Regions from separate parts of the Homo sapiens genome. Here all the other regions are linked to region 1. Evidence: chromatin contacts called from ENCODE Hi-C or POLR2A ChIA-PET data. All regions are on one chromosome and are shown on one strand. Each heading gives the region's core, a stretch centred on a gene start or an enhancer-like site at or near the end of the contact. The rest is flanking DNA. Distances are from core to core; before and after follow the strand shown.

What was found. Hi-C counts contacts between places; a loop is a spot of excess contacts on that map. ChIA-PET counts read pairs that join two places held with the same protein, here RNA polymerase II (POLR2A). Pooled maps may share reads with other maps.
Region 2: a loop to region 1 is called in a map of naive thymus-derived CD4-positive, alpha-beta T cell, with 20 times the contacts of the local background. The contact joins the promoter of ZNF687 here to the promoter of ENSA in region 1. A Hi-C loop is called at or near these places in 1 of 168 maps with a recorded cell type or tissue (naive thymus-derived CD4-positive, alpha-beta T cell) and 11 of 50 pooled maps. POLR2A ChIA-PET finds 5 or more read pairs at or near these places in 1 of 52 experiments (CD4-positive, alpha-beta T cell).
Region 3: a loop to region 1 is called in a pooled map, with 10 times the contacts of the local background. The contact joins the promoter of PSMD4 here to the promoter of ENSA in region 1. A Hi-C loop is called at or near these places in 7 of 50 pooled maps. POLR2A ChIA-PET finds 5 or more read pairs at or near these places in 2 of 52 experiments (activated CD8-positive, alpha-beta memory T cell and naive thymus-derived CD8-positive, alpha-beta T cell).
Region 4: POLR2A ChIA-PET joins it to region 1 with 12 read pairs in PC-9. The contact joins the promoter of TMOD4 here to the promoter of ENSA in region 1. A Hi-C loop is called at or near these places in 1 of 168 maps with a recorded cell type or tissue (naive thymus-derived CD4-positive, alpha-beta T cell) and 10 of 50 pooled maps. POLR2A ChIA-PET finds 5 or more read pairs at or near these places in 2 of 52 experiments (PC-9 and activated T-cell).
Region 5: a loop to region 1 is called in a pooled map, with 2.5 times the contacts of the local background. The contact joins the enhancer-like site here to the promoter of ENSA in region 1. A Hi-C loop is called at or near these places in 1 of 50 pooled maps. POLR2A ChIA-PET finds 5 or more read pairs at or near these places in 2 of 52 experiments (T-cell and naive thymus-derived CD8-positive, alpha-beta T cell).

Annotation. Positions count from the first base shown.
Region 1 is chr1:150,627,599-150,631,327 of GRCh38, reverse strand. ENSA (endosulfine alpha) reads left to right here and starts at 1,716. Exons shown (of 4, transcript NM_004436.4): 1 at 1,716-1,914. The coding sequence starts at 1,858. LOC112268239 (a long non-coding RNA gene) reads right to left here and starts at 1,509. Exons shown (of 2, transcript XR_007066603.1): 1 at 826-1,509. RefSeq lists enhancers at 52-1,021, 1,022-1,989, 1,732-2,001.
Region 2 is chr1:151,280,136-151,283,864 of GRCh38, reverse strand. It overlaps ZNF687 (zinc finger protein 687), which reads right to left and starts at 1,566. Exons shown (of 9, transcript NM_020832.3): 1 at 1,470-1,566. It overlaps ZNF687-AS1 (ZNF687 antisense RNA 1), which reads left to right and starts at 1,936. Exons shown (of 2, transcript NR_135595.1): 1 at 1,936-2,322; 2 at 3,607-3,729. RefSeq lists enhancers at 455-524, 833-1,718, 1,765-1,994, 2,025-2,224, 1,719-2,603 and silencers at 945-1,104, 1,385-1,664, 2,346-2,686.
Region 3 is chr1:151,252,709-151,256,437 of GRCh38, reverse strand. It overlaps PSMD4 (proteasome 26S subunit ubiquitin receptor, non-ATPase 4), which reads right to left and starts at 1,704. Exons shown (of 10, transcript NM_002810.4): 1 at 1,630-1,704. The coding sequence starts at 1,655. RefSeq lists a silencer at 1,443-1,582 and an enhancer at 1,623-1,812.
Region 4 is chr1:151,174,399-151,178,127 of GRCh38, reverse strand. It overlaps TMOD4 (tropomodulin 4), which reads left to right and starts at 2,147. Exons shown (of 10, transcript NM_013353.3): 1 at 2,147-2,204; 2 at 3,211-3,375; 3 at 3,581-3,729. The coding sequence starts at 3,253. VPS72 (vacuolar protein sorting 72 homolog) reads left to right here. Exons shown (of 6, transcript NM_005997.3): 5 at 1-127; 6 at 1,097-1,824. The coding sequence ends at 1,484.
Region 5 is chr1:150,088,276-150,092,004 of GRCh38, reverse strand. VPS45 (vacuolar protein sorting 45 homolog) reads right to left here. Exons shown (of 15, transcript NM_007259.5): 11 at 1-68. Among named protein-coding and RNA genes, the nearest start is that of VPS45, 22 kb to the right of the region's middle. Within about 2 kb of position 1,749, at least 4 of the 41 ENCODE cell types and tissues checked have a DNase peak (open chromatin) inside an H3K27ac peak, as active enhancers do.

The sequences.
Region 1 (3,729 bases), core at 467-2,966:
TCTAGTGGATTCCATTGTCACAGACTCTCTTGGTTAGGTTCACTATTTTCTATTCTTAACTACTACGTTTCTAGGTTAAATCCTAATTATCTCCCACCTAACGTTTGCAGAGGACTCGGCTAGACTGTTCATCTCTGGTAGTTTTCTGCTTGGAATTCTGAGTCTTTTTATTCATTACCACCAAATTATCTCCATAAAGAGCACTTCTTATCTGCCACTCTTTTTTTTTTTTTTTTTTTGAGACGGACTCTCACTGTCACCCAGGCTGGAGTTCAGTGGCGAGATGCGATCTCGGTTCACTGCAACCTCCGCCTCCCAGGTAAAAGCGATTCTCCTGCCTCAGGCTCCTGAGTAGCTGGGACTACAGGTGCACGCCACCACGCCTGGCTAATTTTTGTATTTTTAGTAGAGACGGGGTTTCTCCATGTTGACCAGGATGGTTTCTATCGCCTGACATCATGATCCACCCTCATCGGCCTCCCAAGGTGCTGGGATTACATGCGTGGGCCACCGTGCCCAGCCTTGTTTTGTATTTCTAGTAGAGACAGGGTTTCACCATGTTGGCCAGGCTGGTTTCGAACTCCTGACCTCAAGTGATTCGCCCGCCTACGCCTCCCAGAGTGCTGGCATTACAGGCGTGAGTCACCGCGCCCAGCCAGGCCTGTAAGCTTTCTAAGGGCAGAGACTGCCTTACTATACACGTACCCCCCCCAACTAACACAGTACCATCCACATACAGACAGACGCCCAGGAAATGTTAAACTGTAATTCTGGATAGGTTAACTAGTATTAACCGTATTTACCAAATGTTTACCACATACTTACACTGTCCTCCTTGTTTCAAGGAGCGTAGTCCCCAAGGGATCACCCTGATGGAATATAAAAACTACACATAAGAGTGAAACTACGGAACGTAAGCCATTAGTGTTTTGCAAGACAGCTCGGGTTGAGACTCAGTCTCTCTCTTCCACAGGCCAAGTGACACATCGTAATACCATTGGTACCGTTTTATTTTATTTTTCGCGACAAAGTCTCGTCCTGTCACCCAGGCTGGAGTGCAGTGGCGCGATTTCGGCTCACTGCAACCTCCGCCTGCAGGGTTCAAGCGATTCTCCTGCCTCAGCCTCCCAAGTAATTGGGATTACAAACGCCCGCCACCACGCCCGGCTAATATTTGTATTTTTAGTAGAGACGGGGTTTCACCATGTTGGTCAGGCTGGTCTCGAACTCCTAACCTCAGGTGATCCGCCCACCTCGGCCTCCCAAAGTGCTAGGATTACAGGCGTGAGGCACCGCGCCCGGCCTGTTAGTACTACTTTAAAATCGAATCTGACCTCCAAATCATTTTCTGGAGCTCGATCATTTTCTGCTAACACCGCAAAGCTTAATCCTCTCCACCTGAGAATAAAAGGTTCCATCCTTCCGCTCTCCAGTTTGACGCCCTGCTAAGTCTCTCGGACGCGGTGGGCTGGAGTGAAGGAAGCCGGAGCCCACCAAAGCTGCAAAAGTACCACAGCCAGCAGCCCCGCCCCCGATATCCCCCACAGGCTTCCAATTGGTCCTTGTGGCTCACTCTCTTTCCAGGTTGGTGTTCCAGCTTGCCGGTCGCCTCTATAGAGCCCACCTTTAGACGGCGACTATTGGTAGATCGTTACGTCATTGCCCTATCTACCTCACTCCCACTGGCTCTCATAGGAAGGGGCGGTCGCAACGTCACGGGCAAGGGCCGCCATTTTGACTGAGCAACCCTAGTGACAGGAGCCGAAGCAGCAGCGCAGGTTGTCCCCGTTTCCCCTCCCCCTTCCCTTCTCCGGTTGCCTTCCCGGGCCCCTTACACTCCACAGTCCCGGTCCCGCCATGTCCCAGAAACAAGAAGAAGAGAACCCTGCGGAGGAGACCGGCGAGGAGAAGCAGGTGAAGTGGAAGGGGTGCGGGCGGGCGAGCTGGGGAGACCGTGATGGGGCGGGAGACGGTCTCCCACCAGTGCGGATTGGTCGCCATGGTCTCAGGCTCCGCAGGGGTTGGCCACTTTTTGCGTCACGCTGGGTGAGCTTCAACACGACATGCTGCTTTGGCGCTGGTTAGTTGGGTCGTTTGTCACTCAGTACTGTACTCTTCCTGATTGGCCAATAGGCCTACCGCTCAAACCTTGGACGCTGTGCTATAATTGGCCGAGCATGGACGTGGGGCGGGTGGTTGGAAAGACGGTGAATGGAAAGGGGATGGCTGGTGGTCTTGGGTGTGATGTGTGTTATTGGTTTGTAGAGGTAAGTGACCCAGCAACCGGGCTGGGGCCCGCAGCCTCAATCCGCAAAGATAGGGGTCGAGGTAAAGACGTTTAAAAAAAAACCAGTATTGGGGGAGGGGAGAAGTGTAGTTATTATAATGGCTAGTTTAAGGCGGCAACTTTCTCAAGAGACCTATTTTAGTAGCTAAGGATGGTCTATTGCTCACCTTCAGTGAGGACCCAGCAATATTGAAGAGGGCTAGAGTTCCAAACAGAATCATGGTAATTAAACTTGGAAAAGACGCCGACAGGGTCGTGAGAAAGACACTTCTCTCTTCCCCTAGACTTCCAAGGCAGGGACTTAGTGCACCTGCGATTCCGTGATGGAAACACTAACGCCAAATAAACCCCTTATTGGGGTTTGTATTTGACTTTTAAAATTTAGTACTGGGTTCAGGTACTCATTAAATACACTTGGTGTTATATCTATGCGTAATTTCCAAGAGAAAGGAATATAATTCCACTAAAAAGAGTCATACGTTGACTTCATATCTTTTCAAAAAGTCACTAAAGGGCAGCAGGGACCACAAAAAAAAAAAAAAGAGATTGACTACAGTAGTGAGAGTCCCTGCACCACCAGGGTAGGTATTGATTTTTTTGATGAAAACTGGTGGGTAAATACTAGTGAGCCTACTGTATCTTTGTTTTCCTGAGGTTAAAAACAGTATCATTTTCCTCTCTGTTTATCAGCTTGCTACCATAATATTTGTGGAAATGTTGAAGCAAGGCTGTGCCATTACTCAGGTGGAGATCTTTGGAGAAGGCCACATAGCTAGCCGCCTCCACAGGGAGACCTAACAGGTGGCTTAGACCTTGAATAAAGAAGGAACTGCTTTGTCGTGTAGCAATTTTAAAAAAGAAAGAAAAAAATAAGGAGGAAACATTTAGCAAACTATTTTTTGTTGTTGTAGAGACGGGGTTTCAACATATTGCCCAGGCGGGTAGTGAATTCATGAGCTCAAGTGATGCACCTGCCTCAGCCTCCCAAAGTGCTGGGATTACAGGCATGAGTCACTGCTCCCAGCCCCAAACTATTTTTTTTTTAATTTCTCATGTGACATGTAGGATAGCCTAGGGAACCCTGCTACTCATCCTCTATCACCAGAAGCCCTGCTTTTTTCTCTTTGTCTTTCTTAGCATTTGTGCTGAGTGATATGGCCCACTCTGTGATTAAAGTATTGTGTTTAGTATTACCTTTAGCCCAATACGCACAGGTCCCTGGCTGGTTCCTTGGGTGAAGTGTGAGAAGCAGCTTGTCTTTTTCTCTCACAATAGTCATCTTGAGCTTTAGGGATTTTAACAAAGGTCTAGCTTTAACAGCAGAGTAGAGATAGCGTATTTACAAGTGGGTGGATTTCCAGGAGAAGTTGATAGTATAGTTGTTATCAGATGTGAGAAGCTGTTGTTTCTCAGTCTTTAATTTTATTTGGCTCATTTGTTTT
Region 2 (3,729 bases), core at 317-2,816, 650 kb before region 1:
GACTGTAACTAGAGACAGTCCCAGCAAGTGGCAGCTGGGATTGCTGGGACCAAGGTTGGGGTGGGGGCAAAACCAAAGGGGGAGTCCTCCCCTCACCCCCACCCTATTCAATTCTGCAGAATCTGGGTTTAAACAAAAACCCTTGTCTCTATAGGCCTGGCTCCTAAGCCTGGTTCCCTCCTGACCAGAGGCCTGAGCTACCTTCCACTCAGGTACTCAGAAAAGTGGACTGCTACAACGAAGACCAGCGGGGACTAGGAGAAAACACCTGCGAACTCACCCGCCCCCACACCCCGCCAGCCACCTCCCTCTTGGGTGCCCCAGTGACTTAGAGGTCATCCGATGGCCACCCACCCAGAGCAGACAGTCGACCAAGCAAGCCGCCAAGCTCAAGCCAAGGAGGATCAGGCCTTCCTGCGACTGCTGAGCCCTGTCTCTAGGGCTCCTATCTCCCCCGCCCCCTTTCCCTCTGTGGTTCCCCAAAAGCCAAAGAGGCTGAACAGGAAGAGGCTGAACAGGCCCAGGTCGAGTGGGGGCTCCACTGACCTTTGCCCGGGCCCAAGGCCTGCAGCGCAGAGGAGGGCGAGGGGCTGGCGGCGATTAGGTTGAGGCCAAGCTGGGTAGCAGACGGAATTAAGTCCCTGCCATCTGCCGAGGGCTGGCGCGGGGAGCAAGTCCTGGGTTTCGAGGAGGGGGCGGGGTGTACACATGAGAAACTACAAGGGAAACTGAGGCGCGCGGCCCTTCTCTCACTCGCACCGGCGTGCGAAGCGAAGGCCGGGCCTCAGCCAGGCCAGGCCCTTTGGGAGCTGCTGCGCAGCACCTGGGGACCCAGGACTACACAGGATAGGGTGGGGAGCTGGAAAGAGGGGAGGAGAGAGGGGACGGTCTCTGCGCGACTCTCAGCTCTCTAGCTGGGGTCCGTCCCAACTCGGACCTCGTCCCCTCCCCTCCGGGCGCAGCGGAGCCTCCTCCCGCCGCGCACTCCCGGAGGCTCGCTAGAGACTGGAGACTGATCGGGGGGTGCGCAGGGGGCCGGGGGCGCAAGCCTGAGTCTTGCCCGGGCCCGGACGCTGACCCGCACCCAGTCGGGGTGCAGGTTCTGCTCCGGCCTGGCCCAGGTCCCCCGCCCCCATCCCCGGGAACGGACACCATTTTAGGTCGCGACATCCCGCAGCCTTCAATCTCCGGGCCGCACTTCGGGTGCCTCTCGAGCCGGGGGCGCCAGGACCTGGGGTTCTCGACCCTCCTGGGGGTTTACCCGGCTACGGACTGTGCTTACAACAGGCCAGGAGTTTCGCCCATCCGCCCCAATGGATGGAGGCGGTGTCTGGGCCTTCCTAGAAGCCGCCCCAGGGGGCGGCGCGGAGAAGGGGGTAGTTGACCAAGTGGGGGAGGGGCGGGGGTATTTACCCGCCCCCCCCAAGGGGGCGGAGCCAAGGGCGGGTATTTACCCCAGGCACGCTTACTTGTTCCGCTCCTGGTGCGGGCCGAGACCCGGCGGTCTCTACCCCGCTCCAGCCGCTGCAGCCACCGCCGCCCTCCCCGCGGCCGCCGCTACTTCCTGCTTCTCTCCGGTTCGGCCTCCCCACTCCCTCTCCTCCCTCCGCGCTCCAGGTCTGGGCTGCCCGTTTTCGCACTCGCCATTGGCCCTTGCCCCCGTCGCTCAGCCCTGTGCCCCTTCCAGCCCCGCACTGGGTTGGCCCTAAATACTGCCGCTCGGAACTAGCCCCGCACAGTCCTCTTATGCTCATTGGGCAAGGGGCCGAGGCCCTCTGAAGATACCTCTCCCCATTGGCTGCGCCGGGGTCCGTCTGCCCCATCTACGAGTCTCGTAAACGATTGGCCTCCGCCACTGTCGCTTAGAAAGAAGCCAGCCTGCTTCCCAGCTTGCCTACTGGAAGGGGGAGCACCCAGGTGCGTCTCCGCCCCTCGCTCCCTACTGGCCGCTCGAAGCTTGAAGCTGCAGTTCACTTTCGCGAATGTAAGGAACCCAGCTTCTGTGTGGTGGGCACTGAGAGCAGAACCGCATTGAGTCGGAGTGGAGCACAGAAGTGTAGGTCCTTTTGCGCTGTTTCAAGCTAAACCCGTGTCACTGATGCCGTACAGAAGTTACAGAATGGGACGCCACCCCAAACATTACGTCATCCGCTGACCATTTCCTTGCGGTCTTCCCACCGTCTAAATCGCCATATAATCTGATGGATGGGGTCCTCGCGCGGTTCAGCTCCTGGGCGACAGCGTAACCCGTCGCTCCTCCCTCTGCGGGAGGGCGTGGACGGGGCACGGGATTTGGAGCATGGAAGGAATCGGGACCTAAAGGTTGGGAAGGGCTCGCGGACCGGAAGCGGGGGAGGTGACGTAGGAGTGCTGGCGTGGCCGGGCCATTTCCAAAGAGGCATTAAAGGAGCAACTGATAGGCGTCCTAAGTATGGGCTGGGGGGGGAACCGCCAGCTCCATTTCCCATTTAAGGGCTCCCCTTTTCCCCGCCCCCAGCATGGAGTGGGGGTGGGGTCAAGGTCGAGTTTTCCCGCGCTTTGTTGCCACGCCCCCTGGAGGCGGGGGAAAGGGAGGAGTCGCTCGGAAAATGAATCTCCTTGATGCTCTAATAGCACTCACTGGCAGAATTCGTATGCAAGCCCAGTGTGCCACCTCGCGCACGCAGCCGCTCGTTAACGGCGTGTTTTTATTTTTTAATTAATTTTTTTGAGGCAGAGCCTCACTCTGCTGCCCAGGCGGGAGCACAGTGGCGCGATCACGGCTGACTGCAGCCTCAACCTCCCAGGCTCCAGTGATCCTCCCGCCTCAGCCTCCTGAGTAGCTGGGACTACAAGTGAGCGCCAAATCGCCCTGCTAACTTTTTTATTTTTTGAAGAGACAGGGTTTTGCCATGTTGCCCAGGCTGGTCTCAAGCAATCCTACAGACGTGAGCCACTACTCCCTACCTTGGCGAAGTTTTTTATTTTTTATTTTTTGAAACGGGGCCTCATTCTGTCGTCCAGACTGGAGTGCAGTGGCGGGATCTCGGCTCACGGCAACCTCCGTCTCCCAGGCTCAAGCAATTCTCCTGCCTCAGCCTTCCGACCAGCTGGGATTACAGGTGTGCGACACTACCCGCCCGGCTAATTTTTGTTTTTTTCTTTTTTTTTTTTTTTTGAGACGGAGTCTCGCTGTGTCGCCCAGGCTGGAGTGCAGTGGCGCGATCTCGGCTCACTGCAAGCTCCGCCTCCCGGGTTCACGCCATTCTCCTGCCTCAGCCTCCCGAGTAGCTGGGACTGCAGGCGCTCTCCACAATGCCCGGCTAATTTTTTGTGTTTTTAGTAGAGACGGGGTTTCACCGTGTTAGCCAGGATAGTCTTGATCTCCTGACCTCGTGATCCGCCCGCCTCGGCCTCCCAAAGTGCTGGGATTACAGGCATGAGCCACCGCGGCCGGCCATTTTTGTATTTTTAGTAGAGACGGGGTTTCACCGCATTGGCCAGGCTGGTCTCGAACTCCTGACCTCAAATCATCCATCCGCCTTGGCCTCCCAAAGTGCTGGGATTACAGATGTGACCCACCGGGCCCGGCAAAGTTTTTAAAAGTGGTTTCGTTACCCTGCCCAGGAGTCCCAGGACACCGGAACCAGGACTCCCCGGCGCACCCGGAGAGTTTCCGAGCTCCTTTGAAGTATGAATCAGAACTTCTGGATGGGAATCCTGGAGCCACCACTTGCCCTATGGTCGCAA
Region 3 (3,729 bases), core at 455-2,954, 630 kb before region 1:
AAAAGTGGGCAAAGGACATGAACAGACATCAGACACTTTATTTTTATTTATTTATTTATTTATTTATTTATTTTATTATTATTTTTTTTTTTTTGAGAGGGAGTCTCACTCTGTCGCCCAGGCTAGAGTGCAGTGGCGCCATCTCGGCTCACTGCAACCTCCACCTCCGGGGTTCAAACGATTCTCCCACCTCAGCCTCTGGAGTAGCTGGGACTACAGGCGTCCACCACCACGCCTGGCTAATTTTTGTATTTTTAGTAGAGATGGGGTTTCACCATGTTGGCCAGGCTGGTCAGTAACTCCTGACCTCAGGTGATACACCCACTTCAGCCTTCCAAAGTGCTGGGATTACAGGCCTGAGCCACGCCCCAGCCAGACACTTTTCAAAAGACGATATACATACAGCCAACAAGCCTATTAAAAAAACCTCAATATCACTGATCATTAGAGAAATGCAAATAAATCAAAACCACAACGAGATACCACCTAACACCAGTCAGAATGGCTATTACTAAAAACTAAAAAAATAACAGATGCTGGCAAGGTTGCGAGAAAAGAGAACACTGTTCTATCGTTGGTGCAAGTGTAAATTAGTTCAATCACTGGGAATCACTTGAACCAGGGAGGCGGAGGCTGCAGTGAGCCAGACTGGGCCACTGCACTCCAGTCCGGGAGACAGAGCGAGACCGTCTCAAAAAAAAATTATTCATCGTTTATCTGAAACTCAAATTTCACTGGGCATCCTGTATGTTATCTGGCAATGCTATGCTCCCCCGAGAAAATAAAAAGAAGAAATCTCATAGGTGCCTGTTTCACCCAATCGGTGATTTGTGTTCGTCAACTATTCTGTATTACATTCAGTGATTACACTTAGAAGGAACTCTTGAAACCCTGCAAAAATTTATGTCCTCCTCTTCTAATGTGACTCGTAATAGGTACTCAGCCCAAGCCTGAAACTGACAAAGAGAGCTACCTCACCGGATAAAGCCTTTGTGTCAGACAGCCGTGGGTTTAAATCTTGACTCCACCACTTAACTAGCTGTATGATTTTGGACAAATCACTTAAAATCGCTGAGACTCGGTATCCTGAACCGTAAAATGGAGAGATAATTTACCTTAAGGTGTGGTTGTGAGGTATAAGTGAGATAAACAAAATGACTGATACATAAAAAGCAATCTGTAAATGGTACCTTTGAAGATGATACAGGGAAAGGTAATGAAGTTAGAGACGAGGGAATGGGGAGAGGAAGGGATTAATAATCTATTTTCCTAATAGACGTTATTTTGCAAAGAAAGGAGGGCAGAAAACTATTACGATGAGTCCGAAAAGCAGAACTGTAGCTAAAGACAGACCCGGGCTGCTCTAGAGAAGACGGCGCTAGAACAGAGAAAGGAAGCAGGAATGACCAGTCAATGACCGTCCCCCTGGGGGTAACAGTGGTAACCCGGGACTATCCGCCACTCCAGGGCCCCGGGATGACTCAGGGAGTCCAGCGGGCTCCTTACCTCCGGGGCCAGGGCCGCCTCTCGCCCATGAGCCCCTGGCCCCCACCCCAGGCCCTCCCTGCCTTGGCGCTACACGCGCCCGGAACCCAGCTCTGCCCCTCCTGCCCCGAAGTAGCTCCTCACCACACCATAGTGCTTTCCAACACCATCTTGCCACCTTCCTCCCTCCCGACCGGGTCTCCGGGACGGCCTAACAACAACTCCTCCAATTGGCCCGTCGCTCTTCACCAATCACAGACCTCGGCTTGGCCAGCTGCTTCCGCCTCCGTCCCCCACGTTGCGTTCTGGGAGTTGTAGGTGCCGCCAAACAAATTTGTAGGCGTCTTGAGGGTAGTTGAAGGGAATCGCGGTAACACAAAAAACAGGATCTAGCCTCCACTTTCCCTGCCATTGCAGTTCTCAGTTGGGGTTTCCCGCTGGCCGGATCTCAGGGGAGCTATGGAGGAACCTTTGAAAGTGCTGTGTCGATTCCGGCTTCGGCATTTTAAAAAAGTGTCGGGATCGGCCGAGCGCGGTGGCTCACGCCTGTTAGCCCAGCACTTTGGGAGGCCAAGGCGGGCGGATCACGAGGTCAGGAGTTCGAGACCAGCCTGGCCAGCATGGTGAAACCCTGTCTCTACTAAAAATACAAAAAATTAGCCGGGCATGGTGGCGCACGCCTGTAATCCCCGCTACTCGGGAGGCTGAGGCAGGAGAATTACTTGAACCCGGGAGGCAGAGATTGCAGTGAGCCGAGATCGCGCCACTGCACTCCAGCCTGGGGGACAGAGTGAGACTCCGTCTCAAAAAAAGAAAAAAAAAAGTGTCGGGATCGCTAATGACTTTCTACAGCCCTCAGTTCCCTGTAGAATTTTAATTCAACAAGCCCTTATACCCTTCAATTGAATTTATTTGTATATTTATCTCCTCCCTCGTTTAACTAAGGGTGGGCAACGTGCCTTTTTTTTTTTTTTTTTTTTTTTTTTTTTTTTTTTTTTTGAGACGGAGGAGTCTCGCTCTTTCACCCAGGCTAGAGTGCAGTGGCTCGATCTCGGCTCACTGCAACCTCCACCTCCTGGGTTCCAGGGATTCTCCTGCCTCAGCCTCCCAGGTAGCTGGGACTACAGGGGCATTCCACCATGCCCGGCTAATTTTGTATTTTTAGTAGAGACGAGGTTTCACCATGTTGGCCAGGCTGGTCTCGATTTCCTGACCTCAGATGATCCACCCACCTCAGCTTCCCAAAGTGCTGGGATTACAGGCGTGAGCCACCACACCTGGCCGGCAACGTGTCTTAATCTTTACAATTCCCTAAGCCCAGTACAGAGCCCGGAAAAGATTTGACAACTCAATTATATTAACTAATCTGCCAAAGAACAAACCACTAAACCGTTTTGGTTAATCAAAAATTACATTCAAGGCCTGATGCAATGGCTTAGGTTTTATAATCCCAGCGTTTTGGGAGGCCCAGGCAGGAGGATCAACTCAGGCTAGGAGTCTGAGACCAGCCTGGACAACACAGCCAGACTCCGTCTCTACAAAGTTTTATTGTTTGAGACAGGGTGTCGCTCTGTTGCCCAGATTGGAGTGCAGTGGCCTGATCTCGGCTCACTGCAATCTCCACCTCCCGGGTTCAAGCCATCCTCCTGCCTCAGCCTCCTGAGTAGCTGGGGCTATAGGTGCATGCCACCAAGCCCAGCTAATTTGTTTTTAATTTTTTGATGTGGGAGGATGGCTTGAGCGCATGAGTTCGAGACCAGCGTAGGCAACATAGCCAGACCCCATCTCTGAAAAAAAAAAAGTCTCAAAGTGTTGGGATTACAGGCGTGAGCCATCACATCAGCTGGATATTTGATATTAAGCAATTTTTTTAGGCATGATAATAGTGTTAAAGTTATCACCCTTATAAAAGTAGGCTTTATTAAGGGTTATATGTTGTATTCATAGATAAAAAAAGTATATGAAGTTTGGGATTTAACTTAATCCTCTGGAAGAAACAAATAGTTTTGTTTTTTGAGACAGGGTCTCAAAGTAAAACAAAAGAGACAAGGTCTCACTGGGCTGGAGTGCAGCAGTGGTGCAATCATACATAGCTCACTGCAACCTCTAACTCCTGGCCTCCCATCTCAGCCTCCGAAAACTGGGATTACAGGCTTGAGCCACTGCACCCGGCCACGCTGGTCTTATTTATGTTGATAATTATTGAGGCTGGGTTATGTGTACATAGTGGTTCACCATACTACT
Region 4 (3,729 bases), core at 898-3,397, 550 kb before region 1:
AGGCTGATAAAAAGAAGCAGGTTCATAAGAAGCGGAAGTGCCCCGGGCCCATAATCACCTATCATTCAGTGACAGTGCCACTTGTTGGGGAGCCAGGCCCCAAGGAAGAGAACGTTGACATAGAAGGGTGAGTGAATCTCAAGAGGAAAAGAGATTGTGTGTTCAGCTCATGTTCTCTTGGCCCCATTTTGCTTGCTTTTCTCACACAGCTCTCCTTAACACTTGGAGATTTCTTTCAGATTCCTAACTCCCTTCAGCTCAATTTCTTTTTCTTTTTTTTTTTTTGAGACATGATGCTGCTCTGTCACCTAGGCTGGAATGCAGTGGTGCAGTCTCGGCTCACTGCAACCTCCACCTCCTGTGCTCAGGCGATCCTCCCACCTTAGCCTCCCAAGTAGCTGGGAGTACAGCCACACATGCTAATTTTTGTATTTTTTGTAGAGACGGTTTCGCTGTGTTGCCCAGACTCCTGGGTTAAAGTAATCGTCCCGCTTCATCTTCCTAAAATACTGGGATTACAGGTGTGAGCCACCGCGCCCAGCCCAGCTTATTTCTTTCTTATTCCTTTTTCTTTTAGCTTCTCTGTTCTTCTCTTTCCTGTTTTTCCTTCTAGCCTAGCTTTCTTTTCCCATCAGTCACTTAGTACGTTCCTCAGAATGTTCCCAACACCCTGCCTCCTTTTTCTCTTTCCTCATCTCTCTGATTTCCTTCTTTCTTTCTTTTCTTTTTTTTTTTTTTTTGAGATGGAGTCTCGCTGCTCTGTCACCCAGGCTGGAGTGTAATGGCACGATCTTGGTTCCATGCAACCTCCGCCTCCTGGCTTCAAGTGATTCTCCTGCCTCAACCTCCTGAGTAGCTGTGATTACAGGCATCCGCCACCACGCCCGGCTAATTTTTGTATTTTTAGTAGAGACAGGGTTTCACCTTGTTAGTCAGGCTGGTCTCGAACTCCTGACCTCGTCATCTGCCTGCCTCAGCCTCCCAAAGTGCTGGAATTACAGGTGTGAGCCACTGCACCCAGCCTGATTTCCTTCTTTCTGTATCTGTTGTCTTCTCTCCTCAGCTCTTTGTGTTTTTCCTTGTCTTTTGTCCTCAGACTTGATCCTGCTCCCTCGGTGTCTGCATTGACTCCTCATGCTGGGACTGGACCCGTCAACCCCCCTGCTCGCTGCTCACGTACCTTCATCACTTTTAGTGATGATGCAACTTTCGAGGAATGGTTCCCCCAAGGGCGGCCCCCAAAAGTCCCTGTTCGTGAGGTCTGTCCAGTGACCCATCGTCCAGCCCTATACCGGGACCCTGTTACAGACATACCCTATGCCACTGCTCGAGCCTTCAAGATCATTCGTGAGGCTTACAAGAAGTACATTACTGCCCATGGACTGCCGCCCACTGCCTCAGCCCTGGGCCCCGGCCCGCCACCTCCTGAGCCCCTCCCTGGCTCTGGGCCCCGAGCCTTGCGCCAGAAAATTGTCATTAAATGAAGAGATGTCTAGTCCTCAGAAACTTCTTTCCTGCCCTGATTGGGGCTCTTGCTGTTCCGTTTCTTCTCCCTGCTTCTCCCCTTTGTCATCTCTGATCTTTGCCTAATCTGTTTCTTTTTCCTTTTCCCCTAGTTCTTACAGGTTTCGTTGTGTTTTTTAATCTAATAAAATAGAAAGATCCCTTTTGTCTGGTGTCCAGTCTAGGGTTGGGAGCAAGAAGTATTTGAATACCTGCATATATTTGGGTCTTTATTCGATAGCATTTATTATGAGCTGTCCTTTCTAAATTGTATTCATTCCTCCAACTAAATTATAAACATCTGAAAATTGCACACCAAAACACATCCTTGTATTGACCTTCCTATCACTTTACACTCACTGTTTTGAATACAGCAGGCACCAAATAAGGAGGAACTGGCTGATTCTAGTCGAACTCATATGTCTCAGACTGGGGCTTGTATGAAGGGAAGTGGAAGAGATGCCATGGCTGTTAATGACCACTAGAGGCTCTCAGGGCTGGGCAGGGTATGGGGGCTGTGTATATGTGATCTCCCACTACCCCCCACCTGGCCAGAGCTAAAATAATAAAATGCTGAGCTCACTGTTCCCCCACCCTCTCCCCCGGCACCGGGCTCCTCCTGCTGCTGGGACAGTGCTCTAGTAGAACAGACAGACCTACTGACACAGGGGAGGTGAGAAGGGAGGTGACCACCAGGACTGGTAGGTGGGGAAGACAGGGGGCTTATGGATGAGAGCCCGGTGGGAGATGGGAGGAGAAGAGTGGCTCCTATGGGGAATGATGTGGAGTGTGTCCCTGTCTCTGTCACTCAGTGTATATTTCTGCCACTGTGCCGTCCTACCCCTTAACTGTGTATAGTTTACATTGTCGATGTGTCTCACATACTTTCTGGATCTTTCATATTCAGCATGGTGTGTATGCATAGCTCCTTATGCGTATCTTATATTGTACAAAATTGTGCGAGTTTAATATTCCCACTGTTTTTAAAGAAACTTTACCCTATTTACACCCATTGGTCTGGTGTCACCTTCCTGTCCAAAGCAAGGGACAGATTATGGGGACTCACAGAGGCCTTACTACCCTTCCCCCAACCTGGAAGTCCCCCAACTGCTCCGAGCCCTTGCTTTCCCTTAAGACTTCAAATTTTAGCAAACACAGAAAGTGAAATCTTGATCCCCCACAATAAAAGGGAAATGAGGATGGGGTAAGAGACTCTCTCTTCCCCTTACACCTCATTGTCCTTGGTTTTTTTATCCGGTTTAGGAAAAAGCCTGGATTATGAGGAGGAGAGGAGGAATTTCCCTGAAGCTCTCTATTCCCCCACCCCTCATCCCCTTTCAATAGGAACTGGGCATAGGACCAGCTGTGTTGGCAGGGCTTCCAGCAGCTGTGTTAGGGCGAAGGCACTGACAAGTGAGGTTATAGGGGAGGGGTGCTGCCAGGATTTCTCTGTCATACCGTGGGAAGACAAACCCAGCTTAGATGTCTGGGATCCCCATCCAGAGTGGCTGGAAGCTGGGGAAGCAGAAAGGAGACTCTAGTTCTAACTCTAAACAACCTAATCTTCCCCACTTCCCATCCTCAACTAGACTTCTAATCTCCAAGAAATCCAATCCAATGTTCTGCCCCCCTGGCTGGTCTCTTTGTGTCCCTGCTGTGTCCCTGTCCATCTTACCATTGTCCATCCTTTTGTCCCATGTTGCCCAGGCTCTGTGAGTACCACACAGTGGGGAGGGGGTGGGGGCCACCATGTCATCATATCAGAAGGAACTGGAGAAATACAGAGACATAGATGAAGATGAGATCCTAAGGACCTTGAGCCCCGAGGAGCTAGAGCAGCTGGACTGCGAACTACAGGAGATGGATCCTGAGGTAGGGGCTCCAGCACAGGGAACCAGAGGCAGTCCCAGGCATTTGGGAAGGGTGTTGGGCTCTGGGTGGCTGAGAATAGGGTTTGCTACAGGACCTAGGGTCCTAAGAAGGCCAGGGGAAAGGTGTCCGGTGATGTTTTAGGGAGCCCTAGCAGTACCTAGGTCAGAGGGGAGGTCTGACTTGCTCCCCAAAACTCATCCCTAAGAACATGCTCCTGCCAGCTGGACTAAGACAACGTGACCAGACAAAGAAGAGCCCAACGGGGCCACTGGACCGAGAGGCCCTTTTGCAGTACTTGGAGCAACAGGCACTAGAAGTCAAAGAGCGTGATGACTTGGTGCCCTTCACAGGCGA
Region 5 (3,729 bases), core at 500-2,999, 540 kb after region 1:
TAAAGCATCACCAGGCGGGCAGCATCAAACTCTGTCACTTTGGGGTTCTGCAGAAGCCTTTTTATATTCTGAAGAAAGATAGAACTTATATTTATCCCCCTTTCACTTGAGTCATCTGTTGTACAATGCCTTAGATCTAATAATTATTGAATGGTAGTGATACATCACTACTATGACAATTATAAGTCATACATTTAGCAACTGTCTCAACTATAGAAAATTAAATGCCTTTTGTCCAAGGTAAGAATTAAATAAGGAAATATATTTCCATTGTAATTGCTTTAGGACAAAAATGAATTTAATAATGGATAGTTCCACTTTTCTTTTCCAATAGCTGAAGTTGTAATTTCCTTGCTGAAAGAACACTTACTATTTCCACGACTTGAATCAATACGGCACAACAAAACTGACTAGTTGATTTGCAAAACCTACTGCTTTCTCTTAGTATTAATGATTGACCAGTGAAATGGAGACAAGTTGGTAGAATTTTACACAGACTGGGCTTGATCTCTAAGAAGCATCAGAACATGTCTCAACATGGTTGACAGAGATGAGTATGTAATAGCATGTAATCTCTAGATTTAGTACTTAATGATTTTAAGAGGCAGGTACCGATAGGAAAGGGGGCCAGGAGAAGCCATGTTTACATTTTTTAATCCTCATATTCAGGACCTTCCATATAGTATAGATTTATATTTATTATGCAGCAGAACAAATAATTTAATTCAAGTCAACAAATACTTTTGAGTCCCCATAAGGCAGTATGTCATGCACTGTTGCAGGCACACAGATAAGTTAAAGACAATTCCTGTCCCCAGTGAGTTCACAGTCAATGGGGTGAAGGATGATCAAAGTAATATAATTTATTCTGCTATATACATGTTTCTTTAATGTACTTTAGTTCTGTGAGATGGATAAATATGGAAATGGTGTCAGTTTAACACAGAAGGCATATTGGTTCACATGTAATTTTTCCAGAATGGATAGGCTTTCTTATGATTAAAGGGGAAGCCTTACCAATACCTTAAGAAAAAAAGATGATAATCCTACAGAAGTGTGTTCTGCAAGAAGTATCTGGTTTTGTAGCTTCAAGAACTGTTGCACTTTCCACTGTGTTATGCTATATGGGGAAAGGGCAAGTGCAAATAAAAAGGATGCAAATATATTGCACTGTGTAAAAAAGCAAAACAAAACAAAATAACAATCAAACACTGATTGATGAAGAAAGCTGTCTCCATATGGTATTTTTAATTTTGACAAAGTAGTCTTTATGAGAAGTGAGTATTTTCAAGACCTTATAATTTGAAGAAAACATGAGCCCCAGGAATAAGGCTGCAGAGGATGGACTGGCTCTATTTCTAGGTGCAAATGCCGGTGGAGATTTAACCATGCTAGTATTTTTATTATAATTGTTACTATTTTTATTAGGGCTCTGATTTAAAAATTATATGAATGTTTTCTTTCTTTCTATAGTCATGTAGATTTTAAGTGGTCTGCTTATAACCCTATATTCTCATAACCCTTTTTTTAGTGCATGTTTTTATAGAATATGAGGTTTTTCAGGAACAAATATGTGGTGTTATAACAGAAACATGTATGCAAAAAACAAAACAAAAAGCAAAAGCTGAAAATCAGTGCAAAAGAGGAAGGGGAGAGAAAGGGGAAGAGAAAGTATATTGGGTTGTTGAGAAATTAGGAAAGACTTCACAGAGGTGACACTTGCCAAAGGTCCTGAAGAATCAGTAAGTATTGGAACCAGTGTGAGAGACCAAAAGCAGTGGCACTATCAAAATAAATATGGAAATCAGAGGAAGAAATGGCTTGGTTTGAAAGGCTGGCAAGAGCCTTGAAGGGCACTGAATTCTGAGGACATAACTATCAACTATATGATTACTTTACAACTTACAAAATGCTTTCACGTACATTATCTCTTTTGTACCTGACAACAACCATGTCCAATGTCTAAGAGCTCTTCTGTTCACACTGACTAGGGACTATGATGATAATGGGGAACCTCCCATGTAGCTTTCAAGTACAGAGTTCTCTGAAAGAGATTTCTATTGTTGATTTTTTGGGTTACTATTTCACTACCATCATCCTTAAGGGATCAAAAAGGGAGAAACTTCTCTTCTGTAGATTTCGATCCCAAATTCGTAAGATTTTTCTTATTTTTTTCCTTTCATGGGATCTTTCCCCTAGAGCAGCCACGGAATACAGCCCATTTAGGGTATCTGTTCAAATGTTCCACTATTTTCTACTATAATATGAAGAAATTTCAGGTACAAATTATGTATGTATCTCAATCAACAGCGTAAGTTTAAAACATTAAGAAATCCTGTTGGGGGCCGGGTGCCATGGCTTACACCTGTAATCCCAACAATTTGTGAGGTCGAGGTAGGTGGATCACTTGAGGTCAGGAGTTCGAGACCAGCCTGGCCAACATGGTGAAACTCCCTCTCTACTAAAAATACAAAAAATTAGCAGGATGTAGTGGCGGGTGCCTGTAGTCTCAGCTACTCAAGAGGCTGAGGCAGGAGAATTGCTTGAACCTGGGAGGCGGAGGTTGCAGTGAGCCGAGATTACGTGCCACAGTACTCCAGCCTGGGCGACAGAGTGAAACTGTCTCAAATAAATAAATAAAAATTTTAAAAAATTTTTTTAAAAAGAAAAGAAATCCCATTTGGGATTTCTGTTGTTACTTTTCTTATAGGCACAATGTCTCATTTCCTGCCCTTGCAGTCACTCTCTTACCACCTTTTCTGGCTGATCTGTCTCTGTACTTTTAAGCAAATCTGAGAAATCCAAGTAACTATAAATTCACAAAACTGGTATGATGACAGTCAAAGACTATTTGCAGTAATCAGTCTCTGCCCTTTTCTATTTACCTTCACTTGGATCTTGACTCTTGGCTGTTTCTTATTAGAGATAGTAAGTGTTGTTGATGATGACGTGGAGAAATAAGAACCCTTACACACAACTGGTGGGAATGTAAATTAGTACAGCCATTATGGAAAATAGTATGAAGATTCCTTAAAAAATTAAAAATAGAACTACTATATGATTTAGCAATCTAACTACTTGGTATATATCCAAAGGAAATGAAATCAGTATGTTGAAGAGCTATCTGCACTCCTATGTTTACTGCAGCACTATTCAAAATAGCCAAGATATAAAATCAACCTAAATGTCCATCAACAGATGAATGGACCAAGAAAAGCAGTATTTAGGTCGGGCACGGTGGCTCAGGTCTATAATCCCAGCACTTTGGGAGGCCGATGCAGGTGGACTGCTTGAGCTCAGGAGCTGGGGACCAGCCTGGACAACATGGTGAAATTCTGTCTCTACAAAAATACAAAAATTAGCTGGGCATGGCAGTGTATACCTGTAGTCCCAGCTACTGGGGAGGCTGAGGTGGGAGAGTAGCTTGAGCCTGGGAGGCAGAAGTTGTAGTGAGCCAAGATTGCACCACTACCCTCTAGCCTGGGCGATAGAGCCAAACCCTGTCTCAAAAAAAAAAAAAAAGAAAAAAGGGAAAAGAAAATAGCAGCATATATATATATATATATATATTTATTATTCAGCCATGAAATAGAACAAAATCCTGTCATTTGTGGCAAAACAGATTAACCTGGAGGACTTACATTAAGTGAAATAAATCAGACACAGAAGGACAAATAGTGCACGATCTTACTCATATGTGGAATCTAAAAAGTTGTTCTCATTGAACTC